2 separate regions of the Homo sapiens genome follow, and region 2 is linked to region 1. A link is an interaction called in ENCODE POLR2A ChIA-PET data of the cell type or tissue named here. Cell type or tissue: PC-9. All regions are shown on one strand.

Region 1 (8,000 bases):
GTAAACTGCCACATTTAAAGAATATGGTGGCACAATGAAGAGATAAAATGAACAGTTTACAAGAAAGAAAGAATGAGAGCATTGAAGCCAAATTTTCAAAGAAAACAGCAAAAAGAAAGATTTTTTTTAACTAAAAGGGAGCGGAAATAGAAGTAGCGCTCAATATAGCTTCATTAATGCGTACTTTACCAGCTCTTTATCCTGGGATATCTCTTCTTATAAAATCAGACAAAAGTGCTCTCTTTTCACAGGGATTGAAAAGTAAAGGAAACTGAGTCTGCATATCAGGGAGATAGGTTAAAAGTTAATACAATGGTTGATCTATTTTTATTATACAAAGCAACATATGTGACTACTTTGTTTAATATACAATTAATATTTTTTCCACTAAACCAAACTATGCTTTTTAAGTCTTAGATGCAGATTTGGCACTAAGAAAATCCTGGGAGGTGTGGTGTTAGTGCTTATGTTGTGCCAGAAGCCAGTTTATTCAGAAAAATAAACTCTCGTTTTCTATTTCTTTGGCTTCTCTTCCAGGTTTTGGCAGAAATGTGAATATAAGCAAGCATACTATGAGATACATGATCCAGTCACTGTAACCTTCTTTGGAACTAGTATTGATCCAGCAGCAGCTTTCAGTACTGATCCTAAAAACAAATAATATGATCGGATCAGATCATCACAAAGGGAGCAGGAATTTGAAGGATGTATCTGGGTTATTCAAACCGAAAACACCTAACTCCAGTTCATTAAAAATCATTTCATATTTGTATAAAAATAATTTTTAAAAGAGTCTAGATGTAGTTATAATTTTAAAAGTAGTCATATTTCTAGAACCTTCTTTAAATTCTTGTTATTTGAATATGAAATTATTGTAAATCCATTGAATAAATAACTATATTCATATAAAATTTCAAACTAATACATACATTAGAAGTAAGTATATTTATTTCTCATTGAGATGAAATATTTTTGTCCCACAATATTAGATTTGTATATGTGTTTGTGTGTTTGTGTATTTTAAGTAATTAAACTTTGAGTTTCATTTTAAAACTGTGAGAGTATTTTATTACATAAAAAATTTTCAGACCGAATGGAATCTAGATATGGAAAGCCTATCTCTCTCATATCTAAAAATTCTGATCTATTTTAGCAGTTTTATGTGGTTACATATAGAATGAACCCACAGCATCTAGATATTTTTCCAAATCTGACAAAAATTTTAGTTACATCTAGACAAATATTTAGACCTCTCGAGTCTATAATATTGCGTGAAAGAAACCCAGTATAGAATTTTATTTTCTTTATTTTGGGTAATATTGTATTTAAGATGACACACATGACTAGATGAAAATGTTCATCTCTATAAAAAAGAGAAATTATGCATTTTGTTCATCAATTTGTGCTCTCTGCAGTCCAATTAAAAGTGTCATTTTGACTCTATAGCTTGAATAGATCAATCCCCAGTTTCTTCCCAAGTTCAGGCCTTTCCTGCAGCCACTCATCTTTTGCACTGCATTCATATTTTTTCTTCCTAAAACAACAAAATAATTTCAAAAGGTAAACAAAGACTTCCTTGTCAATAAACACGAGACATATTTACCTGCCTTTCCTTTCTTGACATCACAGAAGATTTAAAATACCTCTTTCCTTCCTGAACCGCAGGTTTCTTCTGCCTCTCCAAGCCTGATGCTCTCCTGTCTTTCTCCTGAGATTCTGGCTTCATTTTCTTTGCTCCTCTTGCAGAGTTCTTTCTTTACAGAGAAGCCATTGCTTGAAATTCCTCAAGGCAATCTACTCAGCCTAGACTCTCTTCTTAGGAGTTCTCACTTATACTTTAATTACCACACTGATACAGACAATTTATAAATGTATGTCTCCATCCTAACTTCATCTCTGATCTTCAGACCAGAGTATCCAACTACCCCTCTTAGATGACTCAGAGGTACCTTCAAGTGAGAATGTCCCAGATTATACTGAGATGGCTTTACAACATAGTTGTAAATTCTTTGAAATTCTTTCCATTGAGAGGTGGGGTTTCTGTACCCTCTCTTCGAATCTGTGTGAGCTTGTGATTGTTTCAACCAATAGTACAGTGGAAGTGAAGGTTTGTGATTTCTGAGACTAGATATAGAATAATGTCAACCTTATTTGTTGGAATGCTTACGGAAAGCTGCCATGAGAGAACTTCAACAATGCTAAGGCTGCCATGAGGAAGCCCAACCTACATGTAGAGGCTGTGTATAGTCATCCCAGTAGACAACCCCAGCTAGGCCTAAGCTTTTTAGTCATTCCATGCCAGCCTTTAAACATGAGAATGAAGAAGCCTTCAGATACTCACATCTGAAGCCATCCAAGCCATTTCCAGCCATTTGATTTTCTTCAGGTGATATTCCAGATACCATGAAACAGTGACAAGCCATCCCCATGAAGTCCTGTCTAAATTCTTGACCCATTGATAAATTGATAATGCAACAACCAATTGCAATCTGGTCTTCTTTCAATATCTCCCTCTATTTCAACTCCATCATCAACTCCTCCTGCAGATTTCATTCCTTAAGTATTTATTGAATCCGTGAACTTCTATCTCCATCAACACTTTTATCCAAATTATCATGATCTGTGGCCTAAATTGTAGCATTGGCATTCCTATTTATCAACATTCTCCACACTGCTGGTGAGTAATCTTTTCACATTTTAAATCTCTTCATGTTACCCCATGCTTAATACTCTTCTGTGGTGCCCACTGATCTTGGAATAAAGACAAAATCCTTTATGAGGTTTATATGACCTGAATGATCTGGCAGTAGTCTCATTCCCCCACTCTGCACTGCTCAGTGGGGTAACTGCCAGTCTTACCTGTGACTGTTGATCAACTGAAATGTGATTGGTGTGACTGAGGAACTGAATTTTTTATTTTATTCAATTTTAATTAATTATAACTTAAATTTTAAAAATGAATACTCAATTCAGTTTATTGAAAAACTTTTAAGTGTGTTTGGAACAACTTGGCTGTATGAATTTACTTTTTTAATCATGAATGTTATGAAATTTAAATACAGATCAAGTATTCCCAATGAAAATGTAATATCTGAATGGACATGTGTTGAAAGCTTAACATGCACACTGGATTTCAAACAGTATAAGAAAAAGAAGGTAAAGTATGAAATTAATAATATTTATATTGAGTATATGTTGCAATGACAATATTTTGGATATATGGGGTTAAATAAAATACTTAATAAAAATTAATTCACCTGTTTCTGTTTACTTTTTAAAATGTGGCTACTAGAAAAAAAAATTGATGTGTGGTTCTCATAGTATTTTTATTGAGCAGCATTGCTTTAGATCTGCTTTCTCCAGATACTCTAGTTCCCTTTGCCCCTTGGACTCACCATGCTTTCTCTCCTCACAGGGTTTTTGCCTGTGCCATTCCTCTCCCTTTCTATTCTTTGATCAGTTAGGCCATACTTATCTTTCAGTTCTCTGTTCAAGCCTCATTTGCTCAAGGAAAACATTTTTGACCTATTTGTCTTGGTTGAATTTCCCTCTAATCTGAGCTCACACCATGTTGGATCTCACTTTTGTAGCATTTGTCACAGTGGCGATTTTACCATTGTGTACTTATTAGATACATTATCCTCCACTCTCCCTACATACACATTAAACCGTCCATTTTCTGAGGACAGGAACCACGCCTGCTTTTGCTCACAATTTTACTCCAGTGGTTAGCTCAATGTGTGGCATATAGTAGCTTGGACTTCATAGATTAAGAAAATACAAGTCAGGCCCAAGAATGTCAGACAATAGTAGGAAGCAGAGCTTTACATTCGAAGATAAAATAAAATAATCACAAGCATGTTTTACTGAGTACAATATCTAACTGCTAAATTAATGAAGTAATGAATGAATGGTAGTATAATTTCCCTAAGAAAAATATTTTATGCTTTTCTACTGTTGAGGAGAAAAAAAAATCCAGATTCTTTGCCTTAGTATTCCAGAGCTTCACCATTTGAACACCAATTTCCATTCTAGGCTTATTTCCTACCAATGATCTCCCCGAGAGGAGACATAATGGCCAGCCTCCAGAGTCAGGCAAAACCAGGTGTGGCCCTACTCTTCTCTGTGACCTCCCTAAGATGTTCTCATCTCTAAGTGGGGATAATAATAGTAATCATGTCAAATAGCTATTGTAAAAATTAAATGGCATGATGTATATATCTGTGATGTAGGAAGCTTAATAACTTCTAGCTATCAATATTATCTCCAGGACAAGCACAAGATAGTAGTTAAATACTCCTTATTAAATGCTTACTATATACCAGTCATTGTATCAAGTTTATCATTTCAATGAATCCTCACTGTAGTTACTATCACAAAAAGAAACCAAGGCTCAGAGAGGTTATTTGCACAAAATCACACAGCTAGTAAATGGAAGAGATGAGAGTCACGTGTGGACAATTCAGTGACAAAGCCCACCTTTCCACCACCATGTTTCCCTATATTGCAGTAGGCACTCAGGCAATCTTAATTTCCTTTCTCTTTTCATGTTCCCTATGCTCCTAACATTTAAATAACCATTGCTCCAACACAGCATGCGCTGTCACAACTCCATTTGTCTGTTCACTCTGCTCTCTTTGTTCTAATTTACCTTCTCCTGGTTTCTCTAAAGGGCAAAATACTATTTAAGCTTCAATACTCTCTCAAATATCATCATGATCTTCCTCTATTGATTGTCTATCCTTTCTCTGAATGTGTAAGCCCATCCTATCTGCTAAGTTCTTCATACAATAAATTAGTAAAACAGGCATTTTATTACTTTGCTGCATTGCTCTTTGTATCCAAAGTTATCGCTCCTGTTCTGCTCTGATATTTTTAAGGTCTAAAACAGGATCATACTCATTTTTGGATCATGTGTGTCTCACTAAATGCTAGGGACATACATACATGCTCAGTGAATTTATGCTGAGTTGAAAATTAACCTAATATGAGGTCTGCACAAACTGCCCCTGTTTATATACATATACATAGTCACAAACATGCACACACACAAAGGCCCACATGAATGCCTACGCACACAAACATACACAAGTATGCATGTAAAAATATGCAGGGACACACAGATACATAAAATTCATGCTCATACACATGCGTGTGTGCACATATGCAAATGTATACACTCAGAGCTTCAGTTTTTGTTTGCTTATGTCAAGACAAATGAAATATTAAGGAAAGAATTAGCTAAATTACTGTGGAAATAAATTTAGCATCTCTTCTCTTAAAACAATGAAAGTAATTTATATATTTAATTTTAATAAGAAACAATAGCTGAAGGGGTATTTTGTTACTTAATTTTTCCACTTTATATTACAAAAATGTATTTTGAAATAAAGAAGATCTCAGTACCTGGTACTGGGAAATCTCTCTCTCTTTGATACACACACATGTACACACACACACACCCTTAATTAATGTTCACTCATACATTTTTGGTAAAATAACAGAAATATTGAGAAAATTCAGGCCAAATGTAGTGGCTCATACCTGTAATCTCAGCACTTTGGTAGGCCGAAGCAGGCAGCTCGCATGAGCCCAGGAGTTCAAGATCAGCTTGGACAACATGGTGAAACCCTATCTATACAAAAATTACAAAAATACAAAAATATAGCCAGGGCAGTGGTGCCTCAGCTATTCAAGAAGCTGAGGTGGGAGGATCACTTGAGCCTGGGGGGTGGTGGAGGCTGCTGCAGTGAGCTGTTATCACATCACTATACTCCAGCCTGGGCAACTGAGTGAGACCCAGTTTCTGGGAAAAAAAAAAAAAAGAGAAAGAAAATTCAGACCAAGATCATCTCAAATAGATTACACCAGAGGCTATATACCTCAATATTTTTATACAAGTTATTTGGCTTTCAGATTTTGTGTTCTATTAAGAAACCATAAACTTCCAGAATAGTTTATTTTACAATCTGAACTTTTAAGGCAGTAAAGCTACCAGTAAAAGTTGTCTTAAAGAATTAAACAGACACTTTCACCTTTTAAAAACAAATGAAAAGTACCATCAAAGCAGGAGAATGATCTTCCATTATCATTAAAATTTTAACAAAGTAGATTATAAACAACCAAATGTACAACTGCCCATGTAAAGATAATTCAGCCCCAGATCACTGATGGTGTTACTAAATCACCATGGCATCACTTGCAGGTTAGGATGCGCTGGGAGCTCATGGGAGAATTATAGCCCTATTACACATAGCCAAGCCCACATTAGTGTTGAGAGGAGGTGTGGAGGTTATAAACATCTCATACGGTCTGCACTCCATTAGATAAGGATATTAATCACTCAGATCAATGGGACACCAAGAAGCTATTATGATCACTGGCAGTTAAAATAGCCCAAGACACTTGCTTGTGTCCACCAAGAGAGGAAGAGTATTTTATATCTTTGGGTATCAAATGTAGCTCATTCTAAATCTTTCTGTTTGAGGCTTCACCCTCTCTGTCACTAAAAAGCACCATTTACATTTGCATACTCTGCCTGGTGCCTGCAACATGAGTGCTTGAAATGGTGATGTCAAACGGGCTTGATTTATGTCACTTTAAGAGAATCTAGGAATTTTAGATCTTGTAATGGGGTTTTCATTATTCTAGCTACATAATGCATGCAAACATTATCCTGATGTCTTTTAAAAAGTTGTCAAAATGCATGGGGAGAACCAAATGTATTATATGTTTGCTTCCTATAGGCTGCAGCAGGGAGAGAGTGGCTCAGAGAGATTTCAACTGTGTATAATTATAAGTAGCTGTACAGCTGAATAGCTATTGTAATGCCTGCAGTGTGTGGTATCTGGAAAAGAATACAAATAAATGTGCACCACAGTATTGTTGCCTAATACATTAAACATATATTCACACATACTACAAGATATGATCACTACGCCCCCATCTTCCCACATGTGGCAATAGCAGTGTACCCAAGTTCCCACCTACCTGTTGACTCCCTCCATGGCTACTTGTCCTCTAAAATAAGGGAAAAGGAAAGGTGGAAGCCCATATTTCTTTTTGCCAGTCTGGTCCACAGCTTTCCATCTGGTCTAAATGGTGGCATTGATTTAGTGGAATTATAAATCTGTCAGAAAACAATTAGCCCTCACTGTGTTTTCACAGTGGACCGTACTGAGAGGGGCAGCTCTGGGGAAATCAGCTCCACTCCTATAAGAGACCACTTAGCAATTATTTTAGCAACATTCGGGTCAGGACACTGCCATAGAAACTTGCACACATGGGCATTTCCCCATGTCCCGGAAGCCTGTTGAAGATGTGAGGGAGAAAGTCCAGCCTCGCAGTGCCTATACTCCCTTCGCCTCATTCCCAGAGTACTGAGTATTTTGTAAAATCCCAGCCTCCAAGAAATACACATCCATTTGGGGGATACAGAATTCTCACACCTCAAATAATTAGACATAAAACAAGTTAAACAAACTGCTAAATTAAACACCATCAGGGACTAAGGATACAGATTAAACAGTGTGAGATAGGATGGGAAGTTATCAAATTGCCAGTTTTACCAGAAAATTTTATAGAGAAAATGGATTTTGAGATAAGCTACTAAGAATAGGGAAAAATGGGATAAGTCAGCTGAGCACGGTGGCTCACACCTGTAATCCCAGCACTTTGGGAGTCCCAGGGGGGAGGATCACCTGAGGTCAGGAGTTCAAGACCAGCCTGGTCTACATGGTGAGACCCTGTCTCTACTAATAATACAAAAAATTAGCTGGGTGTGGTGGTGGGCGCCTGTAATCCCAGCTACTCGGGAGGCTGAGGCAGGAGAATTGCTTGAACCGAGGAGGCAGAGATTGCAGTGAGCTGAGATTGCATCACTGCACTCCAGCCTGGGCAATAAGACCAAAACTCCATCTCAGAAAGAAAGAAAGGAAATAAAGAAGGAAGAAAAAAAGGAAGGAAGGAAGAAAGGAGAGAGAAGAAGAAGAAGAGAAAGA
Region 2 (8,000 bases), 690 kb after region 1:
TTTTTCTTTTCTGTCCTGGTGAATTATTTGTACCATGGTCATTGTGATACAATTTCTGACATTTATCCACCATGAAGGGCAAGAAATATCATATACTTCTTTGGCATTCCTTACATGTACAGCATTATGATGGGGGTAGGACAGAGTTTTATTACATTTGTCTCATATTATTAAGGTAAAGGAAAGGGAGAGATGAATCCCTAGTTTTCTAGGTTCCTGTTTATTGTCCCAAATATACCATGTATGTGTTTTTTCATTTGTCAAAGCTTATCAATTGAGTGTGAAACTCTATTTTCATTCATAGTCCACAAAGACTTACTCTAAATTGCAACCTATTGCAGTGGAAAACAAACAAAGAAAAACAAAAACAGGCTGGCTGGCACTGAAAGTGCTGGCAGGCTGAAGCAGTAATCTGTTGGTAATTTTATAAGATTTCTTTGCTGATTACTATTTGGGCAGTGTCCACATCACTGATGAGTTCACACACTCACAGCTGTTCTAGGAGCAAGACAACATCTCCAAAAACAGACAAGGATTATTCTGACCATTTAAAAAGCTGGTTCCTGCTAATAGTATTGTTGATGATCTTCTACGAGAATTTCAATTAAATGAAAATCAAATGCCAGCTCTCAGAGGCCATATGGTGTCATGAAGGAAAAGCCGCACACCCATAGTCAAGGAGCCCTGGTTCCTGCCCTGGCATTGCCAACAACTAACTGAGAAAGACAGTGATCAGCTCATGCATGCACAGACCTAGGCAAAGATCTTTAGAATCAGAGAGAAAGGACCTGCTGCTGTGGTAACCCAAAGAAACTGAGGAAAAGCTTATATTAGACTGAGAAGAAGAACAGACACATCTGAGAGGACAGAAAGGAAGGATTGGGCTCGAAGAGAAAACTGCAGAGAACACCTCCAAGTGCGGAAACAATAACTCATTAGTGCCTATAGAATGCCAAGCACTTTTTAAAAATAACTCATTAATATTTTTATTGGAACATGTAATGAATCGATCACCATCCTTTCAAATTTCATGCATTGACATCACTCAGCAGTTGCCGCATTGCAATGCCAAAGGGCCAAGCACTTTCATCTAGTATTTCTAATAGATAAAACAAACTTCCACCAGAATGTGTAATTGCGGTTGTTGAGGAAACTGAGATTCAGAGAGGTTGAATTCTTGGAGACACACAGCTGCTGCATGGCACCCCTCCTCTTACTGGAGATTTGGGCAAAGCTTTCAGATGATTCAAGCTCTCCTGAGTGAAGGGAGCCTATCGACTATGAAGATTCTCATTCTGTGTAGTCTGAAATGTTCTCACTTGACGGTAAAATGCTTCCTATTCTTTACATAGCTTGCACTGAGAAGAGAGCTACCAAAAAGAAGGAAGGAAGAGAGGAAGAAGAGGAGGAATCTGAGAGAAGAAAGTAAAGAAGAAAGGAAAAGGTAGAAAGAAAATAAACTAAAAGGTAAGAAATAAAGGGAAGAACTAGTGGGGCCAAGAGAATAAAAGGAATCTGAATAAAGATTCTATTTTCTGAAGAGTAATAAAATACCTTTCACTATGTCCTGACCCCAGGTACAGGGGCCTGTTTTCTCCAGATGTAATAACTGCTTCAAAGGAAGCTTCAGACCAGGAGCAAGTAACTTTGCCAAGTCAAGGAACTGCAAAATGGACACTCCACACTACAGAAAGCATTTATTTTGAAGAATTAGATCTATTTTCTTCATTTGCCTGGTAAATTCAGGCTAGTTTTCACCATAATATTATTATAACTTTTATACAAGATCTGCTATAAAATTTTATGTAAACTAAGTGTTTAATAATAGGGACCCACAGAACAATTCTAGGATGTTAAATTCTTTTCAGAGAGGAAAGCTAAGCGTGGCCATTGTACATGTGTGTTTAATGATCTTCTGTGCTTGCTATTATAATTATATCACAGTCATTAGTTTACTCACAAAGACTTGCAAATACGATATATGAATATAGAATATATTACTATTATAATAATTTTTTCTTGAGACAAAGTACTGCTTTGTCACCCAGGCTGGAGTGCAGTTGCACGATCTCAGCTCACAGCATTCTCTGCCTCCCAGGTTCAACGGATTCTCCTGCCTCAGCTTCCCAAGTAGCTGGGATTATAGGCATGCACCACCACACCTGGCTAATTTTTTTGCATTTTTCATAGAGACAAGGTTTCACCATGTTGTCCAGGCTGGTCTCGAACTCCTGGCTTCAAGTGATCTGCCCGCCTCAGCCTCCCAGAATGCTGGGATTACAGGTGGAAGCCACTGTGCCCAGCAACAATTATAATAATTTTAACAACTAACTTGAATTAAACCCATTATTTCTTAGCATAGCCTTCTCCAATCAAATTAAAACTGCACCCCTAACACTGTCCCCTATACCTATTACTTTTTTAATAGACTAATTGCCACTCTAAAATTTTACCTTACATATTGTTGTTGGTCTCCTTTCAGAAAATATAAACTGTCTGGGGCCAGAGTTGCTCTGTTTTGTTCCCTGCTGTATCTCCAGGACCTGGCTCAGGGCCTGCATGAAATAGGTGCTAGTAACTAGTCATCGAATGAATTCATGAACAAATGATGAGTGAATACGTGAGCAAATGAATGTCATGTTCCAAGAACTACAGTTTTACTTACCTATGTTTTTTAGCGGATTGTCACATCATTCTAAGGTAGGAAGTCATCTTTAGAATGACTGAGTTACTTGCCCAAAGTCTCACAGGTATTAAATATCAGGGCATGATCCAGGCCTTCTGATTCCAAAGCCCTTCAACAACTATGCTATGAAATAATAGTTCTTGTGTGTGTGTGTGTGTGTGTGTGTGTGTCTGTGTGTGTGTGTGCACATGCATGCATTTAGATTGCCTGCAGTTAGATCGCCCTAAACTTACTGATTAAATAAAAAAAAACACTCAGTTATATGCAATCAAAAGATGATGACAAGACAAAATGGAACAGTTAAAAGATAAAAATAAATGTTTAGCTTTCTTTAGTTACTGCTAAAAAGAGAATTGCTTGTGGGAGTGGGAGAAAAAAACAAAACAGTGAAATTCTCCTTTTTCACATTTTTTCATACCATGGTGCACACATAATTCAATTTACCATTTTCCCTTAAATAAACTAAATATGTAAAAATACTCTTTTTCCAATGTGCAACATAGCATATCTTGTCATCGTATAGTATCAGTATTAGTTCATCATGCTCTTCAGGGTAAGAAAAGTCTTGATTTTTTTTTTTTTTTTTTTTTTTTTTGAGACCGTGTCTCGCTCTGTCACCCAGGCTGGAGTGCAGTGGTGCAATCTCGGCTCACTGCAACATCCACCTCCTGGGTTCAAGTGATTCTCCTGCCTCAGCATCCCAAGTAGCTGGGACTACAGGCATGTGCCACCACGCCCAGCTAATTTTTTGTATTTTTAGTAGAGACAGGGTTTCACCATGTTAGCCAGGATGGTCTCGATCTCATGACCTCATGATCGATCCACCCACTTCATCCTCCCGAAGAGCTAGGATTATAGGCGTGAGCCACTGCTCCTGGCCTTGATTTTCATTTCTTACCTAGACCATCTGTTTTCAACTCTCTACTCTTGACTCCATTCAAAGTAGGGATGCACCATAAATATGTCCACTTTGCGGTCTGAGAAGGTGTCAGGTGTTCCTGAGCAATACACTGGTGGTCTCAGAATAGAAAAGTTGAACTAGTGAGGTGTAAAACATAGTATGTTTGAGTATGGTGGTGATGTCAATAGGATAGTTATTTAAATTTTACTTTTCTTTTTCCAGTCTCTTAAGTTAAATTTAAACAGTTAATGTATGAATTCTGCCTGAAATTAGGGGAAACATTATGGCCTCATTCAGAGCCAGGAGAACTGGATTCACATTCCAATTCTGCCACTTGTTTGCTCTGTGACTTTGGACAAATGGGAATTTATTTCCTCAGCTGGGAAGTGAAATAATCATGCCTGCCCTGGCTGCTTCTGTGAGTGGAAGATCATAATTGGAGTGCATGAAAGACTTTGTAAACTGTTAAGTGCTCTATAAACGTTAGCATTTTACTCAATAAATTTTTATCACACATTCGATGGAATAAGGAAAGAGAATTGAAATAATACAGTTTTTCTTCATTGCCTTAGATTATAATTCAGATATAATACAGTTCATTACATTTCATAGTTGTGGCTATTTCAGTAAATTTATTTGTCAAACTCTATATTAAATAAAATAAATTTATTATATTTTATCTATGGGAAAGTCATTTGATTTGCATAAAAATTTTCTAAGATGTATTTTTATTCATTTCTCTTCTTATACTTTTGTTGCGTGGATAATATATTCAAATGATTCAAATACTTAAAATTTAAAAAATATGCAACAGAAAGTATACTTCCCGTCTTTGCCCCACAATAGCCTAGGTCCTATGCCCTCTCCAGTAGATAATCTGTATTTGAGTGTCTTAAATATAATTTTGGACTGGTTTTATGTGCACATGTAAGATTAAGATCTGTTTTGCAGTAACATGGGTTCCTTTAGGCTTAGGGTATTGGGAGGGGAGGCGGGAGCTAACTCTTCTAGGCAACAACGAGTCCACACACTGGTTCAGTGGTAGAGCCAGATTTGAACTAAATCTGTTTGTTTCCAAAGCTGGTATCTGGTCCATTGTGTCAGACTGAAGAGGTATGGAGTTAGAGGTCAAAGAAAAATTAAGTGAGGGGAGGAGGTGAGTGATAAGGGGAGCAGGAAGAAGGCAGGCATTGCATATTTGGCTCTACCCAGAGAAAGGGTCCCAGTCCAGGAACATCAGGAGGTGAGCCACAAATGATGTGTGCTCAACTGCAGACAGGTGCCCAGCCTCACCTCAAACTGGGGAACTATATGCCTTGCAATCTAGGAGCTCAGAGGCTTTTCCTAGTAAGTCACTATGAGTCATGATTAAGATCAAAGGTAGCAGGGTAGACTGAGCCCATAGGGCCACATTCATTCATCTGAGAGGCAGGAGAGCAGGTAGAGCTTCAGTTTTTCTTCCAAGTGAAACCCAGAAGTGCATCTGACTTTTTTCTCCTGCATGGACCAAGCCTGGAGAAAGATCAGTAAGTAACCTTCAAAGGTGAATCTTCCTCTTCTAAGATTGCATTTTTAAAGAGGCTACCAAGGGATGAATACCCTGACAAGTGCAGAAATGGCCTTCAGACATGCACTGCCATCACTTTGCAATGGGCATTTGAAACACTTGGCCTAGAGAGTAACCTCTTAGGTCAGCCTTCAACTAATTAGCTTATTTTCAGGGACTTTGAAATTCTGAGATGATGTAAGATATTCCATCAGGAAATTTTTGGAACTTGGAGAGATTTGTTTACACATGGTTGGCCTGACATTTTTTCTTGAACACTATATTCTTAAACGCAACACACACACACACACACACACACACACACACACCTATCCGTTACCACACAGTGACAGAATTATGGGATTTGTAGGTGTCTTACGTTTGTTTCTTCTCAACTGCCTTCAGCTACTCAAAAATAACCTAAGAATTCTAGTTTGAATTTCAAAGATGTTTCTAAACTTGTGTTTTTGCTGCATTATGTTATCCTAAAAATACTTCCAACTTTTCTTGATTTTTTTCCCTGTGTAATTGTTTTCATGTGTTTCTATTTTCTTACATCTGAAAAGTAACACTTTGAAAACCACATGTGGTTGCTGTGTTCCAGAAGGGCCACTCAGTAGGAAGCACCCTGGAGTCATGGAGTCATGGGACTTTGTGATTTCTCCTCTCCTTTATTTCACTGATTTTAAGCTGAACTTTGTAGTGTGTCCTCATCAAAAAAACTGGATAAGGAGAAAGATGCTGGGGATGTTCAACATGTTTGTATCTGTCAAAGCTATATTAGGATCTAAACAATTAGTTGTATGAGTCAGGCATATGCAAAAGATGAAAAAAGTAGCGTTATACAGTGAGAATTTCATAGCTTTCGATATCTCAGCAAAACATAAAGCTTGAACAGCATCTTAAATGCAATTCTTCCATGTCACTAAATTGTTGATCAAATATTCAATTCAGCCTGGTGCGGTGGCTCATGCCTGTAATCCCAGGACTTTGGGAGGCAGAGGCAGGTGGATTGCTTGAGCCCAGGAGTTTGAGACCAGCCTGGACAACATGGCAAAACCCCATCTCTACTAAAAACACAAAAATTAGCCGTAGCATGAGAATTGCTTGAAACCAAGAAGCAGAGGTTGCAGTGAGCCGAGATCGTACCACTGCACTCCCACTCCAGCTGGGCAGCAAAGTAAAACTCGGTCAAAAAAAAAAAAATTAATTCATGAGCAAAGTGATGTAGATTCAATAATAGTCATTGCAGTACCATTTTTGTAGCACGAGATCAGAAAAACTTAACCATCTTGAGGTAATTGTTTACGAACTATGGCATATCAATAAAATTAAGCTGTTTAGATAGCTTAAAAGAAAAAACAGGCTGGGTACCATGGCTCATGCCTATAATCCCAGCACTTTGGGAGGCTGAGGTGGGAGGATCCCTTGAGGCCAGGAGTTTTGAGACTAGCCTGAGCAACGTAGCAGGACCCTGTCTCCACAAAAAAAATTGTTTTAGTTAGTGGGTATGGTGACACATGCCTGTAGTCCTGGCTACTCGGGAGGCTGAGTCAAGAGGATCGCTTGAACCTAGGAGATGAGCTTGATCACACCATTGCACTCCAGCCTGGGTGACAGAGTGAGACCCTGTCGCTAAAAGTAAATAAATAAAAATAAAATAGAATAAACACAACAATGTCCAAGGTACACTGTTAGAGAAAATCCAAGCTGCAGAAAAGTGGGGTGTGTGTGTCTTTGTGTACACACATATATATACAGGCATATCTTGTTTCACTGCACTTTTCAGATACTGCGTTTTTTACTAATTCAAGGTTTGTGGTAACCCTGCATTGAGTAAGTCTATCACAGCCATTTTTCCAACAGCATGTTCTCATTTTATTTCTCTGTGTCACATTTTGATTATTCTCTCAATCTTTTAAACATTTTTCATTATTATTATATATGTTACTGCGATCTGTGATCAGTGATCTTTGCTGTTATAGTGTAACTGTTTTGGGGTGCCAAAAACCACACCCATAGAAGACAGCTAACTTAATCGATATATGTTTTGTGTTCTGACTGCTCCACTGATCATTTGTTCCCCATTTTTCTCCCTCTCCTCAAGACTTCCCATTCCCTGAGATGCAACACTGTTGAAAGTAGGCTAGTTAATAACCCTATAGTGGCCCCTAAGTATTCAAGTGAAAGGAAGAGTTCTATGTGTCTCATTTTAAATCAAAAGCTAGAAATGATTAAGCTTATTGAGGAAGACATGTCCAAAGCTAAGATAGGCCAAAGCTAGGCCTCTTCCGCCAAATAGCAAAGCCGTGAATTCAAAGGGCAAGTTCTTGAAGGAAATTACAAGTGTTACTCAAATGAACACAAGAATGAAAAGAAAGGCTGGGCACAGTGGCTCACACCAGTAATCCCAGCATTTTGGGAGGCCGAGGCGGGAGAACACTTGAGGTCGGGAGTTCGAGACCAGCCTAGACAACATGGTGAAACTCCATATTTTTAGTAGAGACAGTGAAACCCTGTCTCTACTGAAAATATAAAAATTAGCCAGGCATGGTGATGCACACCTGTAGTCCAAGCTACTCGGGAGGCTGTGGCAGGAGAATCACTTGAACCTGGGAGGCAGAGGTTGCAGTGAGCCAACATTGTGCCACTGCACTCCGGCCTGAGTCACAGAGCAAGACTCTGTCAAAAAAAGAAAAAAAAGAAAGAAAGAAAGCCAAACAGCCTTATTGCTGATATAGAGAAAGGTTTAGTGGTCTGGATGGAAGTTCAAACTAGACACAACACTCCCATAAGCCAAAGCCTAATCCAGAGGAAGAATCCAACTCTCTTTAATGCTATAAAGGTTAAAAAAGGTGAGGAAGCTG

What was found. ChIA-PET counts read pairs that join two places held together with the same protein. Peaks named below come from ENCODE experiments on the same cell type or tissue, not always from the same donor. Only the 100,000 strongest peaks of a DNase experiment are listed, where the experiment ranks them.
Region 2: POLR2A ChIA-PET joins it to region 1 with 16 read pairs; 2 of 35 experiments call an interaction of 5 or more read pairs at or near these places.

Annotation. Positions count from the first base shown.
Region 1 is chr6:113,196,764-113,204,763 of GRCh38, forward strand. It overlaps LOC105377953 (a long non-coding RNA gene), which reads left to right. Exons shown (of 6, transcript XR_942891.2): 6 at 538-777. Among named protein-coding and RNA genes, the nearest start is that of LINC02518, 230 kb to the right of the region's middle. In PC-9, no CTCF peak of the experiment used is centred here; no DNase peak of the experiment used is centred here.
Region 2 is chr6:113,883,746-113,891,745 of GRCh38, forward strand. LOC124901382 (a long non-coding RNA gene) reads left to right here. Exons shown (of 3, transcript XR_007059716.1): 2 at 1-1,467; 3 at 1,578-2,041. Among named protein-coding and RNA genes, the nearest start is that of MROCKI, 14 kb to the left of the region's middle. In PC-9, no CTCF peak of the experiment used is centred here; a DNase peak (open chromatin) is centred at 4,935.